2 separate regions of the Homo sapiens genome follow, and region 1 is linked to region 2. A link is a contact called in ENCODE Hi-C or POLR2A ChIA-PET data. All regions are on one chromosome and are shown on one strand. The core of a region is the stretch at or near the end of the contact, and the rest is flanking DNA. Distances in the headings are between cores, read along the strand shown. Region 1 holds the start of SGPP1 (sphingosine-1-phosphate phosphatase 1). Region 2 overlaps PPP2R5E (protein phosphatase 2 regulatory subunit B'epsilon).

Evidence for each region. Hi-C counts contacts between places; a loop is a spot of excess contacts on that map. ChIA-PET counts read pairs that join two places held with the same protein, here RNA polymerase II (POLR2A). Pooled maps may share reads with other maps.
Region 1: a loop to region 2 is called in a pooled map, with 4 times the contacts of the local background. The contact joins the promoter of SGPP1 here to the enhancer-like site in region 2. A Hi-C loop is called at or near these places in 2 of 50 pooled maps. POLR2A ChIA-PET finds 5 or more read pairs at or near these places in 2 of 52 experiments (GM12878 and activated T-cell).

What each region holds. Positions count from the first base shown.
Region 1 is chr14:63,725,999-63,729,392 of GRCh38, reverse strand. SGPP1 (sphingosine-1-phosphate phosphatase 1) reads left to right here and starts at 1,328. Exons shown (of 3, transcript NM_030791.4): 1 at 1,328-2,132. The coding sequence starts at 1,449. RefSeq lists enhancers at 837-1,026, 1,987-2,036, 1,681-2,182 and silencers at 1,237-1,336, 1,627-1,726.
Region 2 is chr14:63,511,679-63,514,861 of GRCh38, reverse strand. The region is part of intron 2 of PPP2R5E (protein phosphatase 2 regulatory subunit B'epsilon); the gene reads left to right. Among named protein-coding and RNA genes, the nearest start is that of PPP2R5E, 30 kb to the left of the region's middle. RefSeq lists an enhancer at 1,684-1,973. Within about 2 kb of position 1,866, at least 2 of the 41 ENCODE cell types and tissues checked have a DNase peak (open chromatin) inside an H3K27ac peak, as active enhancers do; they include GM12878, where a contact is called at or near this core.

The DNA.
Region 1 (3,394 bases), core at 79-2,578, 220 kb before region 2:
CAGGCCGGTCTTGAACTCCCGACCTCAGGTGATCCGCCCGCCTTGGCCTCCCAAAGTGTTGGGGTTACAGGCGTGAGCCACTGTGCCCAGCCCTGCCCGGCTAATTTTGTTCATTTTTTGTAGAGGTGGGATCTCCCTATGTTGCCCAGGCTGTTGTCAAACTCCTGGACTCAAGCCATCCTCCCTCCTCGACCTCCCAAAGTGCTGAGATTATAGGCATGAACTACCACGCCTGAAGGAAAGTATTTCTACTGTTTTAAGGGCATGGGACAATTTCAAGCCTGTTTCTTGGAAGTAGTTCACATTCTTTAATTACAGACATTCACCTGATCATGGCGGGTGTGGTGGCTCACGCCTGTAAACACAGCACTTTGAGAGGCCAAGGCAGGAGAATCACTTCAGCCCAGGAGTTGGAGACCAGCCTGGGCAATATAGCGAGACCCTGTCTCATCTCTCTCTCTCTAGGTATATATAAAAGACATTCACCTGACCTGAGGAGTTCAGAGACCTTATAAACTGCTCTAGCTAGAAGTCAAGTTGGTAACTTGTGAGACACGGAAGTTAAGCGTCTAAATTAACGTTACCAAACTCAAAAATCTATACACTGCATTCATTCTCTACATTTATTCTGTGCAAGCCCTCTAGGTATTAGAATCTAGGAAAAGGAAATTTTACACTTAAGAACACCTGTGCTCCCTTAACATATACCAAAATATTTGATAAATGACACAGTATTTTGAATTTGTAGGTGGCTGGCTTTTCTTTTGCAGACCACACCTGTTAATATCACCTGGCCCTGTCTTGGGATCTACATGTAGTCTTGTCACCACTGGTCAATTGGCACATGGTTTTCCGAACATCAGTCGCCTGGGACAGCTCTGTAATTACTTGTTAATTACTTGAGTCGAATGATTCCGAACTCATGGTAGTTGCTTCGCCTTCATTGATCATTCACCATTTGGTTCTGTGCCAGCAGGATGCCCGGCTGCTTGGTCACAGGCATTGCGCAAGCTGGCACCGGGATCGTGGCCTCTTTAAGTCAACTTCTGGCTGAGGGAATCCGGCGACACTAGCCCGCGGAGAAGAAGGGCTGAAGGTGGAGCAGGGGGACACGCCGCGTCCCACCAGACGTACGCCGCGACGCCTGCTGGTGGATATTACCCGGGACCTCAAAGCGGCCGCCCGCCGATCCTCAGCGCCAAGCCACGGCCGGATGCGCTCAGGGCGGACCCGCGCGGCCCGGCCCCTCAGGGAGCCCGGGTGGGGGCGGGGCTGGGCGGGGCGGGGCGCGGCGCGCGCGGGGCGGGGGCGCGCGGCCTGTGGCGCCGTCACCCGGCAGACTCCGGAGGGTAGAGCGCTGTGCCGGTTCCGCTGCCGCTGGCCAGGAGCGCGGGGACAGTTCGGGGCTGCGCCGGAGGCCGGCCCGCCTTCCCGGGGGTTCCGTTATCATGTCGCTGAGGCAGCGCCTGGCCCAGCTGGTTGGCCGTCTGCAGGACCCGCAGAAAGTGGCCCGTTTCCAGCGGCTGTGCGGGGTGGAAGCGCCGCCGCGCCGCTCAGCAGACCGGAGGGAGGATGAGAAAGCGGAGGCGCCTCTCGCCGGAGACCCTCGACTGCGAGGGCGGCAGCCAGGGGCGCCTGGAGGCCCCCAGCCTCCCGGGAGCGACCGCAATCAGTGCCCGGCCAAGCCGGACGGCGGCGGCGCCCCCAACGGCGTGCGGAACGGGCTGGCGGCCGAGCTGGGCCCGGCCTCGCCGCGGCGCGCGGGCGCTCTGCGCCGCAACTCGCTGACGGGCGAGGAGGGCCAGCTGGCCCGCGTGAGCAACTGGCCGCTCTACTGCCTGTTCTGCTTCGGCACGGAGCTGGGCAACGAACTCTTCTACATCCTGTTCTTCCCCTTCTGGATCTGGAACCTGGACCCTCTGGTGGGCCGGAGGCTCGTGGTCATCTGGGTGCTGGTCATGTACCTGGGCCAGTGCACCAAGGACATCATCCGCTGGCCGAGGCCCGCCTCGCCGCCCGTGGTCAAGTTGGAGGTCTTCTACAACTCTGAGTACAGCATGCCCTCCACCCATGCCATGTCCGGCACCGCCATCCCCATTTCTATGGTCCTCCTCACCTATGGCCGCTGGCAGGTAGGGTTCCTTCTCGTCCTGTTCAGCCTGGGGGAGTTCAAAGAACTCGGAGTTCTCTTTGCTCTCTGCATTTATTTTAATTCGACCGTTCCCCTCCAAAGCCTCTCTTTCCACAGGTTTTCACAATACTCGCAAACAGGCCCTTTCTGGGTTTTGAAAAATTAAGTGATTGGGGGAAACTGGATACTTAGCCGTTGAATTCTATTTTAATATTAAATTCCAATTTAATGCCTTAGAACCCAAAGGACACACTTTTCCTAGAGTAATACATTGTCATTGGGCTTTGGTTGAGTTTTTTAAACGGCTTTAATTCTTGTAATGCACAGTGGAAGTGAATTTTTTAAATAATCGCTATGTAAACTAAGACCCAGTTTCACCGTAATATATGGTGCCTTCTTCCCTAAAACTGTTTCAGAAAGAGGTAAAGTCATTAGCTTTACCGTGAGACAGTGTTTACAAAACGTTAGTGTAATTCCAAAACAAACATGCTAGTTCCAAGCAATGAAGTAATCGATTTTCATCGAAGTTCCCTTTATGGAAGTTAATGGAGCACAGGGTGAGTTCTGTTTTTAAGGGGTGTGGTTGCTACTTTGCTGATAAAGTTTGATTATCTTCTGGATCACTAATCTGTAGTATCTAACAGTTGTTGAGCTACAACTGTAATACTATAGTGTTATTGCCTCATTAACTCTAAAAATGCATGGTTTAAAAGTTATTCTTAAAGATAGGGCTCTTGATCAAACTAGTGGGTTTATAAAAATGGCAAATATGACAGCAGGGTCAGCCTGACAATCAGGAAAATTTTTTTTTTTTTTAACCCTCTCTGAAAACTGCCAAGGGAAGAGTTTTTAATGGTAATCGTTTTTATTTTGCTTACTTCTTTTGGCCTTCCAATGTTTATCTGTCTTTGAACTGTAAGATTTGTTAATCCTGCAGACCAGTCCCTTATTTTAAGAATAAAGTGCGTAATTGTGGAGATTCTAAGGAAACAAACTTCCTCTATTTTTTCCCCCTTTACTTCACAAAATCATTTTACATTGAGAAATACACATTCTGTGTAAAACTCCATTATGATAAGCTTACTTATCCCACATTAAATTTCAGTGTAGATAAAATTTCGTCCCCATGGATACTTCTGTGTAGTGCATCTCTCTTACAGTACATGGAAAATACGCATTGTGCATAGTAAGAATGGCAGAATTAGGAGGAAAGAGTACCATGGGAAGTTTTTTTCTGTTTAACCAAAGGAGCTATACGGTGAT
Region 2 (3,183 bases), core at 617-3,116:
CCTTGCAGGATTCATTTTAGAGGTGATATATGTGAAATGCCTAGAGTAGCAGCTAACACATGATAGGCGCTTGGTAATTGACAGTTGTCATGATATTTCCATCTTTGAGGTCAGGGAAATGGTCAATATTCCATGTCCATTTACGATTGTATTCTTGCTGTCTAGGATAGTGCCCCCTCTCATCTTCGCTGCTTAGAGTACCTGCTGAGGGAAACCCTCCTTTCAGGCAGGAAAGGAATTCTTTGTGTATTTAAAACAGTGCTGATTCTTACTATAGTATCGCTTCTTACTCATTACTTTTTCTTTTCTGGTTTGCATCTTAAATATTCTTCTAGAGAGTCTCTCTCTCTCTTTTTTTTTTAATGAAGAGAGTTTTTGTGTAATGTAGTATAATAAACATAGTTTTAAAGGTAGAGATTTATGATTATGGCTTGCTCTGGTTAGCAGGAAAGGTGTTGCTTTGGACAGAGCATAGTCTGTGAAAGACCCATGAGTATCAAAGGTGGCCAAATGCTTTGAAAGACTCTGGGCATAAGGTTCCTTTTCTGGTTTTATTATCAATCTTTTCAGTTGTGACTGAGAGCTGGCAGTGTCTGGCATGTAGGAGGTGTGGAATAAGTGTTTATTGAATGAATAAATATGATATTCAGATATAAAGATTTAGTGGGGTCTAAATTTATTGGGTAGTATTTATTTGATTAGATTTGGAGAGCGGAAATAGTATACAAACATTAAGTGACTTTTGGTGCAGTCTTGACAATAAAACAAACTCAGTTTCCTGTCATATCTGGGGCTTAGACTGGACAGACATTTGCTGGTTCACAAGAATTGCTGCTGGCATTAACCTGACACTTTGCAGCTCTCCTTGAAATATGCCGTAGAAAACATTGGGCTGGAGCCCAGGACCTAAAGAGCATAGTACCTTTGTGTCTGGGGGATGTGCAAGTGGAAGAGTGAGCTGCGGGAGAGAGTGTGATATTCTAGTCCTTTCTCTTACCCTGGCCCCTCTTGCCTTATAGGGATTCATATCAGCTCAGAGGCCCCAGTTCTGGCTCATCACAATTAATGAAAGATGAGCGCTATATAAGTTTCTCCTCTGGTCTTCTGTGTAGTTTCCCTTCCACTCAGATGGACACCCAGGCTCTCTTTATTTTTGTTTGATGTGTGTTCAGGAAATATAAAAAGCTTATTTTAATTCTAACTTTAAGTAAACAATTAGAAAGGAAAATTTCTGTTTGTTGTTGCAGGAACCCCTCCCCACCTCTATCCCCTGCCTCCCAAGCTCTACAATCTGTTCATTTGTTTTTAATATGCAGGAAGTGAATTTTAGGTTCTCCATGTTTTTATCCCTTCATTAGTGTGTATAATTAAGAGGTAACAGGATTTGATGTGGTTTTCCAAAGTTTTATGTAACATGAGAAGCACACTTAGTGAGTGGTTCATATTTTTGAAAGATTGTACAGTATTTGAGGGGAGATTTTCTTTTACCGGAACCTCATTTTCCAAGTTCTTCATTTTGCTGGGCATAATTTGATAAGACTTAGTCTATCCTTGTCCTTTTTACTTGAGGGCGATGCAGTGTGTATTTTGAATACACCAGTGCATGATCCTGAGGGGCCTTTCTTTGGTGAGTGTATCTTCAGAAACAGAGATAATCAGTATCCATCTTCAGGAATTTTCTTTCTTCCTGAAGACTCATTTCCACATGTCAAGTATAAACTAGGCCTATAAACTCTAGTGAGTGGTTTCATTTAACCATCCAAACAGTTTCTATTTCAGTTCCAAAAAAGGTAATTTTTCCCCCCCAGCCATTAAATAGCTGGGGTTTTTTGGTTGTTGTTGTTGTTGTTTTCTTGGTGGGGGGTAGGGGGGTGGAGAATGGGGTTTTCCACTGCTGCTGTTGGTTCTCTTTGGTGATAGGTGATGAGATGTTTCAGAAATCAAGCCATCTTCATACTAGTTGTTTAAAACTCAATATATAATACTAATGTTAGGTTTTTACAGAGTTTGGAAAGCTTGTGACAGAACATTTATAGGTAGGGAGGATTCTACTTAATTTATAGAGGTAGCTTGGAAGATATGTTTTAGTTTTCAAAATTACAGTATGTGACAATTAACTTTGTTTTAAAAAATTTTTTATTTTTTATATTACATTAGTTATTATAAGTAACAACAAGTAATTTGGAAAAGAGAAATGGCCTAGAAGGAGATACGAGGAAACTTAACACTGGTCATCTTTGGGGAATAGGAGTGGAAGTTTTCACTTTCTATCTTAACATTAAAAAAATTAATTAAAAACAGAAGGGTAGTTATGTGTCTCAAATCTGCCTTTCCAATTAATAGAAAGTAACAACTACTGAGAAGAAAAATGATATCTATAAACATTGGTGATCATCACATTAAGCCTTTGTATGATCACTTACAGAGTCTACCAGAGACTTTCAATACAGCATAAATGCTTTTACTCTTAAGTATTATTTGTGGTATGTATGTTTGTCCTTCTATCCTTCCATCCACCCATCATCTATCTCTACCCATCTATCTGTATCTGCTAAGGAAGAGAAGTGCAGCTTGGTTTCTTTTCTATAAGGAAAGAGCGTAACTGTTCCTCTATCTAGATGATCTTGAAAGAGCATATTATTTTTGATGTTTGGCAAGAGGGTAAAGTACTTAGTAATTTTCAAAAATGGTGTGTGGGACATTGAAAAGATACATTGTATTGGTGTGAAATCTTTTATTTTCAGTGTTCTGAGATTCTTTTTTTTTTTTTTTTTTTTTTTTTTACCGCAGAGTCTCGCTCTGTCGTCCAGGCTGGAGTGCAGTGGCACAATCTCAGCTCACTGCAACCTCTGCCTTCCAGGTTCAGGTGATTCTTCTGCCTCAGCCTCCTGACTAGCTGGGATTACAGGGGTGCACCACCACGCCCGGCTAATTTTTTGTATCTTAGTAGAGATGGGGTTTCACCATGTTGGCCAGGCTGGTCTCAAACTCCTAACCTCATGTGATCCACTCACCTCGGCCTCCCAAAGTGCTGGGATTACAGACGTGAGCCATCACACCCAGCTGAGATTCTTATCTTGGTAATTTTTTGCACAGAGAACTCAGCTCTCTATCATACTACATTTTAATGAGCTACACGGTGATTTATGACTTGTGCTCTTTCCTTTTCTAATCAGCTCATCA